2 separate regions of the Homo sapiens genome follow, and region 1 is linked to region 2. A link is a contact called in ENCODE Hi-C or POLR2A ChIA-PET data. All regions are on one chromosome and are shown on one strand. Each heading gives the region's core, a stretch centred on a gene start or an enhancer-like site at or near the end of the contact. The rest is flanking DNA. Distances are from core to core; before and after follow the strand shown.

Region 1 (7,407 bases), core at 2,516-5,015, 1.7 Mb before region 2:
CCTGATTAATCCCCTATCTTTACTGCACCTGGGTCACATCTTTCTCTCTTCCCCACATCCCATCATCCTCAATCACTTCACTCTCTACACAGATGACTCATTCAATACACTAGCCTCCAAATTCCTTGTCATACTCAGCTTTACTGACCTTCGCCTCTGCTGTATTTTAGCTACCCATACACAGAGACCTCGCTGTCACCTAGAACAGTCCCAATATCAGACAACTTAACTCCGATATTCCACTTTCTGACCACACCTCTTTTTTTTCTCAGCTTACTTCCACTATATTTGCTCACTGATCTAACTCAAGAAATTGAAAATCTTCAAGTCCAGAATTGAACTCATCATCGTTTCCTGTCTCAGTTAAAATTACCAACATATCCTCCTTAGTCATCCAAGGCAAAAACCTGAGCATCACACGGGACTCCTCACCCTCTCACCTGCACATACAATCAATCATTAAAGCCTTATACATTTTCTCAGATTCATTTCTTTCTCTTCATCCCTATGACCACATTTTAAAAATGTTACTTCAACCATGTCTGATAGACACCTTCCAGTGATTAAATAAAAATAAAAAAAAAACACCTACTGAATTGATTTTAGGATACTTATGCATACAAGGTCCACCACGACATGGCCTCTGACTGTATTTCCAGCCTTACAACTCATCACTTATTGTTATATTCCTAGCAGTCCCAAACTGTTTGTGGTTCTCTACGCAAGCCATTCCTTTTCTCACATTGATGCCTTTGCTCAAGCTGTTTTCTCTGTTTGAAGGACGCTTTCTGCTCATGTTTGCCTCACTTACTCCTACCTACCATTTAAGATTTGGGTCAGATATCATCTCTTCCCAAAGCCTTCCTTTAACTCCTAGGCTAGTCTAAGTGCCCTCACCTTTGGGCAACCTTTACTCTCACCTTGTATATCTCAGCTATGCGTAGTTCTCATCTTTTATTCTGAGATAATCTATTTAAGCATCTAATTTACCAGCTCCACAAGATTGGAAATCTTTGTAAACCCAGCTGAGCACAGTACATAGCATAGTGCTTGACCCATAGTAGGTACATAAGTGTACAGTGAAGGTTAGAACATACCAATTTTCTTTTCTTTTTTAAAAGATGGGGTCTCATTCTGTCACTTGCTATGGCGTGATCATGGCTCACTGAAGCCTCAAACTCCTTGACTCAAACGGTCCTCCTGCCTCAGCCTCCTGAGTAGCTGAGACTACAGACATACACCATCATGCCCAGCTATATTTTTATTTTTATTTTTTGTAGAGACAGGGTCTTGCTACGTAGCCCAGGCTGGTCCAGAACTCCTGGCCTCAAAGAGTTGCCTGCCTCAGCTTCCCAAAGTGCTGGGATTATAGGCATGAGCCCCTGCATCCAGCCCTAAGTTTAAATTTTCAGTGGGATATTCACATCAATTCTTTCTCATAGTTAAGTATCCTCTACCTTTCACTCCAAGTCCTTTGCAAGGAAGGAATCAGGGCCTTTCCTCTGGATCTGTATAGTTCCATTGAGAATGGTGCTATGCAAATGTTTACCCAACTTACATAAAAGGGAACAACATTTGCACAAACATACCTAAAATCAAAACTTGACATATGTGCTACAAAGTTCAAAACTATTGACCAATTTAAAAAATGAAGGCTTAAGAACAAAAATAAAGAACCAATTCTGACTGCTGGTATGTGCTTGTCTAAGTTGTAAAAACACTGAAACTTTGCTTAGTACTTAAACAGGATCCCAGATGTAAGAGCCTGGCCTTTTATCTACAAGGCCATCTCATCTCTACTGGGCTTAAAACATTACTAACCTGCAGAGTTGCTTAGGCAAGAGTTTAGGAGGTTGGTAAGTAAGCAACAAAAAGTGTTCTCTTTCATAGTAATTTTGGGCCTCCTGCTGGCAGTTAGAACTAGAGCAAAGAGTTCAATGTAATAAAGCATTTCCCTCTGCAACCAAATATTAAAATTGCAGTTTGGCACTAAACTAGGTCTCAATCCTTTTCAGAGTTTAAAAAAAAAAAAAGAGCTATTCTATTTGCCTGGCACATTACACTTCAACAAAACATTTTGATGTACATTAGTTAGCAACATTTGATAAAGTGTTTATAGACATTTTTTAAAAGGAAGGAAACCCCCAAATTTCCACAAAATAAGATGTCTTTTAGTTTGTTTGAACAAACACTACTAAATGTTTTCTTTTTTTTTTTTTTTTAAGTTCAAAATACAGTACAGAAATGAGGAAGGGAATCTAGAGTACTTTTGATTTAAGCAGGTCAATCCTTGGGGCTGTTTCTTAGAGAAACTTACTACGTTTTGTCTCCAGGATCACTTTTAAGAAACTCTCCTTTAAGGGGATGGGGGAAACTAAAGCTCATCCAGAGGACAGTTTAGAGAACCACAGCAGATGAGAGACAACTGAAGAAAGTGGAAGTGAAGACTCAGGGGACATGATTACTATCTTCAGATATCTTAACAGCTTCCCATAAGGGAAAAGAACTAGGAAGGATGGGAGCCAGCTGTTTCTTTCAACTTATAACCAAATGTGTCCAGGAACAGAATGGGTTTCCTTTAAAGAGATTCGCTTCGGATCACTGGAAGAGGTTCCAAACGGGCTCGTCAAATTATCGGGGGGATTTGGGGATTTTCAAAGTCACTTTGGCATGGGATGGGAGAAAGCGCCCCTAGATGACTTTTAAATTCTCTTCCAGTCAGGAGATATTCCGGGGTTCACCCATCGGCTGGATACCACTTTCGATGCTCTCGGGCTGGCACACAACTGTGCCCACGTGTCTGGCCCCCAGGGCCGCTGTGGCTCACTTCGGTGCGGGGCCGCTCTCCCTGCCCGTTTCCGGCGGGGCACTGGGGCAGGCGGCACACGTGAGTCGGCCAGCCGGGGCCCAGCCCCCAGGACGCTGCTGACAGCTCCGGGCCCTAGGCGCCCCAGCTCTCGGTGGGGGCCACGCCGCCCCGTCGACCTCTGTCTCTGCCTTCCCCGAACCGGGACCCGGCCAGCCAGAATCACAGGCATTCCCACCTCTGGCGCCGGAGGGGACCGACTGACCCGCGCAGACGGGGTCGCGCCGCCGCCCGGCCCTCGGCCCCCAGCCAGCCTGCCCCGGCCCACCCGGCCCCGCCGGCCAGACACGGCGACCTATACGGACCGCCCCCACGCCGACCCTCCAAAGGGCCCCCGGCCTTGGGTTTCCCGTGCCGGGGCCCCCGGGCAGTCCTGGCGGCGTCAGGGCCGCGACCGGACCGTGGGCCCCGCCCGCCCGACCGCAGATGCAGAGCCGGCCTCCGGGCTCGGGGCCGGGCTGACACGGCCGAGAAAGGGCCCAGCCCCGCGCGGACCACAGACTGGCAGGCCGGCCAGACAGACGGACAGGCTGACCCCGGCCCGGGGGAGCAGGCGCAGCGGCTGCGCAGGTCCCGCCACCGCCTTCTGGCCCCAGGCGGCCCCTCAGGGCACGAGCTCTTAGGCGGGCGGAGGCGGCCGCGAGGCGCTTACCTGAGGGCGCGGCGGGGGCGCGGGGCGGCTCACTCTCTTCCCGCCGCCATGTTTCCGCTGCGCAGGGAGGGAGCGGAGACGCGGGAAGGGGGCGGGCGGGCGGCTCGGGAGAGCGGCGGGCGGGCGGCGGGGGGCTCCACCGAGCTGGCGGTGGCGGCTGAGGCGGGGGGCGGGGCGGGGGCTCCCCCGGCCCCTCCCCCGCGCCTCCCGCTGCGAGGTGGCGCGCGCCTCGGCCGTTGGGCTCGCGCGGGGGGCGGGGCGGCGCGCTGGAGGAGGGAGGGCGCGCGGGAACCCGGCCCGGCCGTACCCCGCCGGCCTGCCGACCCGGGTCCGGGGGCCCAGTTGGCGCCCGGACCAGCTCTCCGGTCTGCGTCCTGTAGATGGGAAAACTGAGGCCTGAGAGGGCGCGAGGGCGGGGACGAGGCCGAGGACTCGGGTTCGAATCTCGAGGACGCCAGTAGCCCGCTCTGAGGCCGCGTGGGGCTGGTGGAGGAGCCACCGGTCGGGCCCCCAAGACCGGCTGACGTGGGCCTCGCCTCGGGCGACTCCCGCCGGGCTAGTGGCTGGCCGTGTGGTGACCTTGGGCGAGTTACTTCGCACAGCCACCCAGGGGCCTCTTCTCCAACACGATAGCACTGCACCCGGAGGGTAGGTGAGAGATGAGTTGGTGCTTGGATGCCCTAGGGAGTGTCAGCGTCCTCGGTCCTCCCTGTGGTGATCCCTTCAACGAGTACGCACTGAGCCCGTGATGGGCCAGGTACAATGCACAGGCTCATTCTTCCAGGCCCACCAGCCATGTTGGCTACACAATTCTATTTTTGTTTTGTTAGAGATGGAGCCTCACTTTGTCCCCAAGGTCGGAGTGCAGTGGCGCCATCATAGCTCACTGTAACCTCAAATTACTGGGCTCAAGTGATCCTCCTGCGTCAGCCTCCCAAAGCGCTGGGACTACAGGCGTGAGCCACTGCGCCTGGCACACAATTGGTTTAACCACCACATCATTTTAGCAGCTTAGGAAACTGACGTCTTGACTTCTGTTTTGGCTGCTTGAAAATACAGTGCAATATAAATCCCGAGACCTCTGCTGAGCTGGATGTGGAGTGGGTGTGGGCATCATTTAGAACATGGCAATCCTCAGGTCACACAGGAATGTCTTGTTAATGATCCTTCTGTGAACAATGTTCCTTGGAGGGAAGTCCACTTAAGCAAGGCTGGAGCAGCAGATGGGGCAGCTGAGCCTGGATTACTTGCCTTGCCTCTAGAATAGGTCTTAGAGCTTTGGACTGAAGGGGGGCCGCCTCCTTGTATCCTGGTATTGGTGTCAGTATCCGTCTGCCCATTCTTGAGAAATGGAAATGGTCAGAATCTATCCAGGTTCTGATCTGCATCCCTGTTGTCTAATTTAAACTTTCATTCCATGGCGTTTTGGGGAGTACCTGTCTCATGAAGAGCCCTGAGGTTACAAGGATAATTAGAGCCTAAATCTAAGGAGCCCATATTTGGGGAAACTATTATGTCAATAGCTAATGAGAGCACAGTGTTGTAAGTGCTCATATTAGTTTTCTATTCCTGCATAACAAATTGGCACAAATTTTGCAGCTTAAAGCAACACCCATTGATTTACTCACAGTTGTGTAGGTCGGAAAACTGGCATGGTGTGGCTGGGTTTTCTGCTCGTGGTGTCATAGGCTGAAATCAAGATGTCTAGCACCTCCACGAGGGAAAGGTCTGCCCCAGGCTCCTTCGGGCTGTTGGCAGAATTCATGTCCCTGTAGGACTAGGATCCCACAGCTACACTGTTTTGCCAGCTCTCTGTTGGGGACCACTCTCAGGTCCTTGCCACGTGATCCCTTTTATCTCATCAACAGAGAACCTTTCTCATGTCACTCCCTCTCATTCTTTAAATATCTCTGATTTCCCTTCTTCAACCAGTCAGAGAACACTATGAGCTTTTAAAAGACTTGTAATTAGGTCAGACCCACCTAGATAATCTTCCTACTTTAAGATCACCTGTGCCACATCACATACCCTAATCACAGGAGTAAAATTCATCATAGCCACTGTCCCAGGGACTATGCAGAAGGTGTACATGAAGGTTAATCTAGGAAGCTACCTTAGAATTCTGCCTACTACGTCCAGTGAGAAATGTTCTCTTGAACATTTTCTCTATGAATTCCCCTAGCAGTTTGTTCTGTAACTCTGTCCATGGCACCATATATGTTGCCATTATTGGAGTATATTTCTAAACCTCTTTTCTAGGCTGAAAGCGTCTTGAGATCAGGAACCTTATTCACACCTGTAGCCTTAGATAAGGCTTGGCATGAGGGAGATATTCCCACATCTGCTAAAAATAAATAAATATTATGCATATTGTCCTTTGGATTCCTGCTTTTTTTTTTTTTTGAGATGGAGTCTCGCTCTGTCATCCAGTTTGGAGTGCAGTGGCATGATCTCGGCTCACTGCAAGCTCCATCTTCCGGGTTCACGCCATTCTCCTGCCTCAGCCTCCTGAGTAGGTGGGACTACAGGCGCCTGCCACCACGCCCAGCTAATTTTTTGTATTTTTAGTAGAGACAGCGTTTCACCATGTTAGCCAGGATGGTCTCAATCTCCTGACCTTGTGATCCGCCCTCCTTGGCCTCCCAAAGTGCTGGGATTACAGGCGTGAGCCACCACACCCAGCCTCCTGCTTCTTTTTTAGATCCAGCTCAGAACTTCTCTGACACTTCTCAGGAAGAACTCATTTCTCCCTCCTCTCCACTGTCACTTGGTAAAAATCTCTGTGTGAAATGTTTCCCATTGTAGTATTTTAAGTCAGACTGTAGTTTCCTTGAATATAGTACTTTGCTTTTATTCCACTTAATATTCCAGGGCACAGCATAATGTATTAACAGTTCTGTGCTGTTCAATTAAACAACTAATTACACATGGGTGTTATTAGTTGCTTAATGTTTGGATTTTAATAAGGGGGGTTAAAAACCAAGAGGCAACTGGAGAGTGGAATTGGGCTATGACAGACCCTGTGACCTTTGGGTTACAGGTGTGGGGAAGCCAAGAAATACAGAGGCAATGGAGAGGGAAGAAATAGGCAAGTTAATCAGGATGTAATTTTTTTTTAAAGGAGGTATGCTAGGAAACCCCAGGTCTGCTCTTTTCTACATTACATTACAGCAAAAAGGAGTGATTATTCTGGCACTGACAGAACTGACAAAAACAGTAGTTTTTGTTTTGTTTTTTGTTTTTGTTTTTTTTCATGTTGTTGATGACCCAGTAGAAGAGTTGGTAAAGGAAATGGGAAAGATGGTTTCTGATGCTTAAAGAAAGTATGTGTGTTGCGGGGTGTGGGGGGGATGCATTGAAATACATAAGAGCCTTCACCACATTAAGTCCTACACATCAATTAAGACTACCTTCCCCAGGAACTTCCTCTGATACCTTCTCTTCCATCCTCACCCCAGGATAAATTAAATGCCCCTCCTTTCGCTCTCCTTGTAGCCTGGCACCTTCATTCATCATTGCATTTACTAGGATCTGTGCATATCATTTTCATTTATGCTTATCTTTCACCTGACTGTAAGCTCCACAGATTGGAACTCTGTCTTTGTTCTTCATTACATCCACAGCACCTCGCACCATACCTGGAACACATTTGGTGATCAGTCTATATTTATAGAATGAATGTGCACAGTAGGACCCTTTCAGACCCAAGCCACAGACCAAAGAGGCAACCTCCTTATTATCTGCCTTGTGACCACAGGGCCCCACTGGCTGTTCAGATTCAGACATGTGCTGAGCCCAAACCTTGTTGTTTATCTAAGACGCTTCTGCTCTTTCTCCTCTTGTAAAATACAAAGTAAAAATAGTTCCAGGAAGCTGTGTGGTTAAGACA
Region 2 (7,575 bases), core at 4,240-6,739:
TAAATAAATTTAAAAGAAAACTACAGACAAGTATCTCTCATGAAAATAAATGCAAAAATCCTTAACAAAATATTAGCAAAGCACACCCAATGATGCATTAAAAAAATTATATACATGACCAAATGTGATTTATTCCAGGCATGCAAGCCTGGTTCAACATTAAAAACACAATTGGCTGGGCGTGGTGGCTCACGCCTGTAATCCCAGCACTTTGGGAGGCTGAGGCAGGCAGATCACCTGAGGTCAGGAGTTTGAGACCAGCCAGGCCAACATGGCCAAACCCTATCTCTACCAAAATACAAAAATTAGCTGGGTGTGGTGGTGGGCACCTGTAATCCCAGCTACTCCGGAGGCTGAGGCAGGAGAATTGCTTGAACACAGGAGGCAGAGGTTGCAGTGAGCTGAGATTGCCCCATTGCACTCCAGCCTGGGTGACAAAGAGAGAGTCTGTCTTAAAAACAAAACAAAAACAAAAACAAAACCTGAAAAAACAACCCTCAATTAATGTAATCTATATGTAATTACATCAACGGGCTAAAGAAGAAAAATCAAAGGCCAGGCGTGGTGGCTCACGCCTGTAATCCCAACACTTCAGGAGGCCAAGGCGGGCAGATCACAAGGTCAGGAGATGGAGACCATCCTGGCTAACGCGTTGAAACCCCATCTCTACTAAAAATACAAAAAATTAGCCGGGCATGTTGGCATGTGCCTGTAGTCCCAGCTACTTGGGAGGCTGAGGCAGGAGAATTGCTTGAACCTGGGAGGCAGAGGCTACAGTGAGCCGAGATCGCGCCACTGCACTCCAGCCTGGGTGACAGAGTGAGACTCTGTCTCAAAAAAAAAAAAAAAAAAAAAAAAAGGAGAAGAAGAAAAGGAAGACAGAAAAGGAGAAGAAGAAGAAGAGGAGGAAGAAAAATCACATGGTCATATCAGTGCATACAGAAAAAGTATTTCACAGGACTGGGCGTGGTGGCTCTCACCTGCAATCTCAGCACTTTGGGAGGCCGAGGCGGATGAATCACTTGAGGTCAGGAGTTCGAGACTAGCCTGGCCAACATGGTGAAACCCCATCTCTACTAAAAAACAAAAATTAGCTGGGTGTGGTGGTGCACACCTGTACTCCCAGCTACTCAGGAGGCTGAGGCAGGAGAATCACTTGAACTGGGAGGCGGAGGTTGCAGTGAGCTGAGATTGCACCACTGCACTCCAGCCTGGGCAACAGAGTGAGAGTCTGTCTCAAAAAAAAAAAAAAAAGAAAGAAAGAAAAAGTATTTCACAATATCCATCATTCATTCCTGATAAAAACTCTCAGGAAACTAGAAATAGAGGGAAACTTCCTCAACTTGATTAAAGAATGTTTACAAAAAACCTACAGCTAAATATTATACTTAATGGTGAAAAATGTGAAGCATTATTGTTGCTAAGATCAGGAACAAGGCAAGGATGTCCTCTTCACTATTCCTTTCCAACACTGTATTGGAAGTCCTAGCTTATGCAACAAGACAACAAAATGAAATAAAAGGTATACTGATTGGTAATGATGAAATTAAACTGTTGTTGTTGGCTGATGACATGATCGTCTATATAGAAAATCCAAAAGTATCTACAAAATAACCACTGGAACTAATAAGCAATTAATTATAGCAACATTGCAGGATACAAGGTTAATATACAAAAGTCATTTGCTTTCTATATGCCAGCAATGAACAAGTGGAAATTAAAACATACTACCATTATATTAGCACCCCCCATATTGAAATACTTATGTATAAATCTAATAATATATATACAAAATCTCCTATTTTGTGGATATGGATATAGTAACACTGTGGTATATTGTTTGAATATATAAAGAAGAGTAATGTAAGAGTTTTATTGTAAAATGACAATATCAGCCTGACACGGTGGCTCATGCCAGTAATCCCAGCACCTTGGGAGGCCGAGGCAGGTGGATCATTTGAGGTCAGGAGTTCGAGACCAGCCGGGACAGTATGATTAAACCCCGTCTCTACTAAAAGAAATTACAAAAATTAGCCTGGCATGGTGGCAGGCACCTATAATCCCAGTTACTCAGGATGCTGAGGCAGGAGAACTGCTTGAACCCAGGAGGTGGAGGTTGCAGTGAGTCGAGATCATGCCACTGCACTCCAGCCTGGGGACACAGAGAGACAGCATCTCAAAAAATAATAAAATAAAATAAAATGACAATATCACATATCAGAAATTAAATCTCCTGCAAATATTTGAATTTAAGAAGACAAATTTGTAACTTCAATCTAAAAATAAGCAAAGAGATAGTTTTTCAAATTCTTTTTTTTTTTTTTTTTGAGACAAGTTCTTGCTTTGTCTCCCAGGCTGGAGTACAGTGGTGTGATCATAGCTCACACATTGCAACCTTGACCTCCTGGCCTCAAGCAATCCTCCCACCTCAGCCTCCTGAGTAGCTGGGACTATGGGCATGCACCACCACACTCAACTAACTCTTGTATTTTTTGTAGAGACAGGGTTTCGCCATGTTGTCCAGGCTGGTCTCAAACTCCTGAGCCCAAGTGATCCACCCTCCTTGGTCTCCCAAAGTGCTGAGATTACAGGTGTGAACCACCAGGCCTGGCCTCAAAATTCTTTTAGGAAGTATGTGAGCAAAAAAATTTGAAGATAACTACTCTAGAAGAAAGACAGAGATGTGGAATTCGTTTTGAGACAGTGGCAGAAGATGGAAAAACTGATATCCTAGGTTGGGGTCAAAACCACCTTCCTCTTGAACCATAATTCAAAATCAAGCTCTTTGTCCATGACAATTGTGACGCACTGGGATCCAGTCCTTTATGAGGAGACTAGGACAAAAACAGTGAGTCCAAGAACAAAGGAAATCCATTACCACTTAATAAACACGCTTAAGTCTTCTCATCCATTGCTTCATGCAAACGTGTATGGAATAACTTTTGTAAGAGATCGCACATTTTAAGGGGAAATTTGTGATTCCCCTGCTCCCTGATAAAAACTGGGTAAAGGAAAGCCCAAGTAAATTGACAGGTCCTTACCAGCTGTCATTTCAAAGCATTAGTCAAGGCCTTTGACAAGCAAAGTGGGGACTGGGCAAGCTGGTTGGAGTTTGGGCCCAAAGCCTGAGCTGGGAAAGAGGCCAAGGGATGACAGGAGCAAAACTCTGTCTCAAAAAAAAAAAAAAAAAAAAATATATAAAAGATCTCTGGGGGCCAGGCGTGGTGGCTCATGCCTGTAATCCCAACACTTTGGGAGGCCGAGGCAGGTGGATCATGAGGTCACGAGGTCAGGAGTTCAAGACCAGCCTGGCCAACATGGTGAAACCCTGTCTCTACTAAAAATACAAAAATTAGTGGGGTGTGGTGGTGGGGGCCTGTAATCCCAGCTACTTGGGAGGCTCAGGCAGAGAACTGCTTGAACCCGGGAGGTGGAGGTTGCAGTGAGCCGAGATGGTACCACTGCACTCCAGCCTGGGTGACAGAGGGAGACTCCGTGTCAAAAAAAGAAAGAAAGAAAACAAAAGATCCCTGGGAATTCACAGAAACCTTGGGGGTGATTACCAGACTTTCTGAAACATTTGGAAGGGGGAAGATGATGTAACTCCAGCCGATATCTGCATTACAATATATATTATTTCATTTTAATATTACAACAGAAAAGAAACAGAAGATCAGAAAGGTGAAGTGACTTGCCCAAGATTATTCAGCTAAATAGCAGTGCAGGAATCTTAAATCAGCTATTTCTGACTCCAGAAACCATATTTTTTCCAAGACCCAGCACAACTGAGGAGAAAACGTGGCAACAAGTGTGTACTCAGTTAGGTAATGGTTCAAAGAATTGAGCAAATGCTTCATAGAGAAAGTGACAGCTAATTTGGTATTTTGATATCAGATAATCTTATGGAGAGACCAAAGGCAGACCAGGAGAAAGGGGATTGAACAAAAAGTTTTAGGGTGAGGAGTTGTCCTGGGAACATAGAGTACATCAAGCTTCACTGGAGATTAGGGTGTGGAAGGAGTGTATTGGAAGATAAGGTCTGCAAAGGCCAGAATGTGGTTAAGGAATTTGGGCTTTATCATGAGAAAGTGGGGAGTATTAACCCACAGAATAATGTGGTCAGAACACATTTTTAGGAAGATCATTTGGGAAGCCAGGGTCAGGGTTACCAGATGGATTTGTTGTAGTAGGACCAGTCAAGGGTTCCCTCCAAAGCAACGTAGTATCTCTGAAACCCTGAAAGTGTGAGGTTAAACCCTGCCCTGATCAAAATGTTCACAAAACAGCCACTAGTTGGCAGGAATGTGCCAATGAATGGATGAGCCAGACTCCCAACTAGCAGCTTCTGTTCTCTCACTCCTTGAGCTGTGGTGGGGTGTGATCACCTAGTGGATAACAGGAGTAGGTGGGAGGGCAGTCTCTTCGGAGGAAACTTCAGAGGCCCAGAGGAGAAGGAGAACGTGATCAGAGAACAGAGTGGATGGATGGCTGGAGGATAGGGTTGGGGTTGAGTGGGGGCAGTGGTGAGGTCGAGAGCTTGATCATGAATGACTTGAATTTTCAGGTTAAGAAACACAGACATTATCCTGAGAGAAATGAGGAACCCAGGAAGGTTTTTAAGTAGGAGAGAGACATAACTAGATTTGAATTTTAGGAAGATCATCGATTGCAGTGTGGAGAATGAGGAGGAAGCAGGAAGCACAGAGATCAGTGAGAAGGCAGTTGCAGTGATCCTGGGAGAGGTGATGAGTGGCCAGCAGTAGGCCCAGCAATTGCAATGGACAGACGGACCAGAACTGTAGGAGACTTATGAAATAAAAATCACAGAATGAAAAAGGGGTCATTAAAAATGTAGTTGACAGAAAAGAATGATATCCTTTCCCTATTATTAAATACATCCTGAATTGTCAGATCGTCTACCTAAAATTGCACTGTAAGAATTCAGATTTCAGAACTTCTTGGCTTCTAAATTCTACTTCATTCATTCAATAATCCTGACCAGAGTCTGTGGTGGGAAGTGGGGACCAAGGAATGGCTCAGTCCTGTTCCTGCGGCAGCTGCCCTACCCCCCCAACCCCCGCCCTCGTCCCCGCCCCCGCCCCCAATGTGGTGGAAAGACACTCAATTCCGGTACAGCGTGGAGAGCGCTTTGATGGAGGAAATACAAGCCGATGTAGTGTTCCCGGGAAAACCTGATCCAGAAGGCTTCCAGGGAGAGGAGATTTTGCGCCTAAGATTTCAAATGAAAGATCTCATAACACTGTCAGTGAAACAACTAAGCACTGCTGGGAAAAGATGGTGGCCTGGAGAACAGTCCCGTTATCTATTTACCCCTTTTCGTCAGAAACCGTAGACGTCACCTTACGCGGGATAGGAACCCGGGTGAGCTACGTCCCCAGGGATGCCCAGCGATACACAAGTCACCGTCACCCCCTCCAGAGTAAACCGCATCGCCTGGCAAGCAGGCGCCCAGGTCGTCCCCAAGGGCCAGCGCCTGGAACCGCCAGGGTGTGATTGGTGGAGTCTTGGAGCCCGCCCCTCGTCGGGCCCAACAATGCGCCTCTGATTGGTGGAGAAACCACCTGGCCCCGCCCATCCCCAATCGTGTCCGTGCGCCGCCGGTGGCCCGGCTTAGGGGACCGCTGTGAGGTCTGGAGAGGATGCGCCATCGACCCCGGCAGTAGGCGGCCGAACCTTGGCCCCAAATCTTCTACCCCGGGGTGGATTGCGGCCCCTAGAGGAAAGGCGTCAGGGGACCGACCGGCAGCTGTGCCGTCGCGGCACTCTGGACCACGCTGAGGGCGGGCCGGCTTCCCTGCGCCTGCGCTGACATTTTGCAGTTTGGGAAATGGCGGTGCTCGGGGACGTCGATACTGACCCAGGGCGGGAGGCAGCTGCGAGTGGATTGTCGGGCCTTTTCAGACCGGGGTCTGAACCTCTGGGCCGGGGCGGGGCTCGGGTGCTGCCTGGCTCTGCCAACGTTCTGGGCCCTCGAGTGTGAATGAGCTCCGCCCGCCATCCGCCTTGTAGTCCTCGCGTCCGGCCACCGGCGCGGGGCTCCCACCCATCCCCACCCCACCCCACCCCACCCCACCCCGTCTGTTTCCTTTCTGGTCCAGTGGGGACAGCCCTGAGTGAGCAGCGTCGTAGGAGTAAGATACCTGGGCCCCCGGCCTCTCCTTCTTGCCCTGCCCCCGCACCCCCTCCCGCACGGGGACCCGGATAACTCCTTTCAACAGAAGTCTTTTGGGAGCACACGATAAGGCTTCCTTTCATCTGGCCTCAGCCCTTCACCAGTTAACCGCCCTGTCCCCAGGCTCAGGCAGGGCATATTCTTCGCAACCTGCTCTTCTTTGTTGAGATGCAGATGGATGTCCTCATAGATTCTTTATACCTAATGGTAATACATATAGGTATTTCCATTTGCTAAGTACCAGTTTTCCTTTCTCACACCCTTCTTACAACCCCTCTTCATGTCAGGGAGAAAAAAGCCTGCCTGTAGTTACAAAAGCAAACTTCTCCCAGATTTTGTCAGCTGAGCCTCTAGAGACAAATATCTTTGGTGTTTTATTTCCTCCAGTATTTTCTGAGTGCCTGCTGTGCATCAAGCACTGTACTGAATAGTGCTGAGGACCCACAGGAACCAAATCGGCATCTTCTCATGAAATTCAGACTAGTGGCAGAAAACTGGACTTGTGATGAAGGAGCAGATGAAGTGCTCTGGAAATTCAGGGGTGAAGGAGGAGGATGAGCTGTCTTTAGAGATGAAGCAGTAGTATACAGAGGAACCAGAGGGGGCAATTCCAAATGAAATGAACACAGGGCAGCTTGACAGCTCATTGGGCCCATACAAAGAACGTGGTTCATTTTGTGTGTGTGGGGAGGGGTGCAGGAGGTGGGTGGAGTTAATGGAGTAGTGGTTGTATGGTACCATTGTTAAAAGCAGGTGTTTTAGCTTATTCACTGTGCGACTTCAGGCACATAACCTCTTTGAGCCTGTCCAATAAAGGTACAGTATTTACTTCACATTCAAAATAATGCATTTCAAGCCTGAGCATCACGGCTGGCACAAAACTAGTGTTTTTTTGAACACCAACTATCAAATATGTGATAGAAATGCCTTGAATGTCAAGATAAAGAATGTATATATTCTCTGGGTAACAGGGATCAAACAGATTTTTGAGCAAGAGGACACTGATGAGAGGTACGTGTAAGGGACTGGATCCTGAGTCGAAGTCTAAGCCGTTGCAGTGGTTGCAACCCCACTTACTTCTGTCTCACTCCCATCCAAACCTCCTACCCTCAATCCACAAGCATTTCAAAACCATGTTTCTAAAAACCAGCCATTTATATCTGTTTAGGTAAGTAACAGGAGTGAGGTGGTGTATTTACAAGTTGGCTTGTCCAGATATACTATAACTTAGTGTCTGTATTTAATATTGACAACCAAAAATATATATAAATATCTTGCATCTATACACAACAGGGCAGGAGTCTCCATGTCTTCTTGAGCAGTGAGTTTGCAGGCTCCCACAGGCCCTCTTCTCATGGTAATAGTGTGGCCCTCAGTGCAAA

What was found. A loop is a pair of places that touch in the nucleus more often than their neighbours do. ChIA-PET counts read pairs that join two places held with the same protein, here RNA polymerase II (POLR2A). Pooled maps may share reads with other maps.
Region 1: a loop to region 2 is called in a pooled map, with 4 times the contacts of the local background. The contact joins the promoter of SCMH1 here to the enhancer-like site in region 2. A Hi-C loop is called at or near these places in 5 of 50 pooled maps. POLR2A ChIA-PET finds 5 or more read pairs at or near these places in 2 of 52 experiments (activated CD4-positive, alpha-beta T cell and activated naive CD8-positive, alpha-beta T cell).

What each region holds. Positions count from the first base shown.
Region 1 is chr1:41,238,541-41,245,947 of GRCh38, forward strand. It overlaps SCMH1 (Scm polycomb group protein homolog 1), which reads right to left and starts at 3,766. Exons shown (of 16, transcript NM_001394311.1): 1 at 3,519-3,766. It overlaps SCMH1-DT (SCMH1 divergent transcript), which reads left to right and starts at 3,818. Exons shown (of 3, transcript NR_186015.1): 1 at 3,818-4,166. RefSeq lists an enhancer at 2,327-2,506 and silencers at 2,827-2,986, 3,087-3,636, 3,677-4,076.
Region 2 is chr1:42,918,827-42,926,401 of GRCh38, forward strand. It overlaps SLC2A1 (solute carrier family 2 member 1), which reads right to left. Exons shown (of 10, transcript NM_006516.4): 10 at 6,527-7,575. Among named protein-coding and RNA genes, the nearest start is that of SLC2A1, 36 kb to the right of the region's middle. RefSeq lists enhancers at 4,441-4,560, 5,217-5,346, 5,767-5,856. Within about 2 kb of position 5,490, at least 39 of the 41 ENCODE cell types and tissues checked have a DNase peak (open chromatin) inside an H3K27ac peak, as active enhancers do.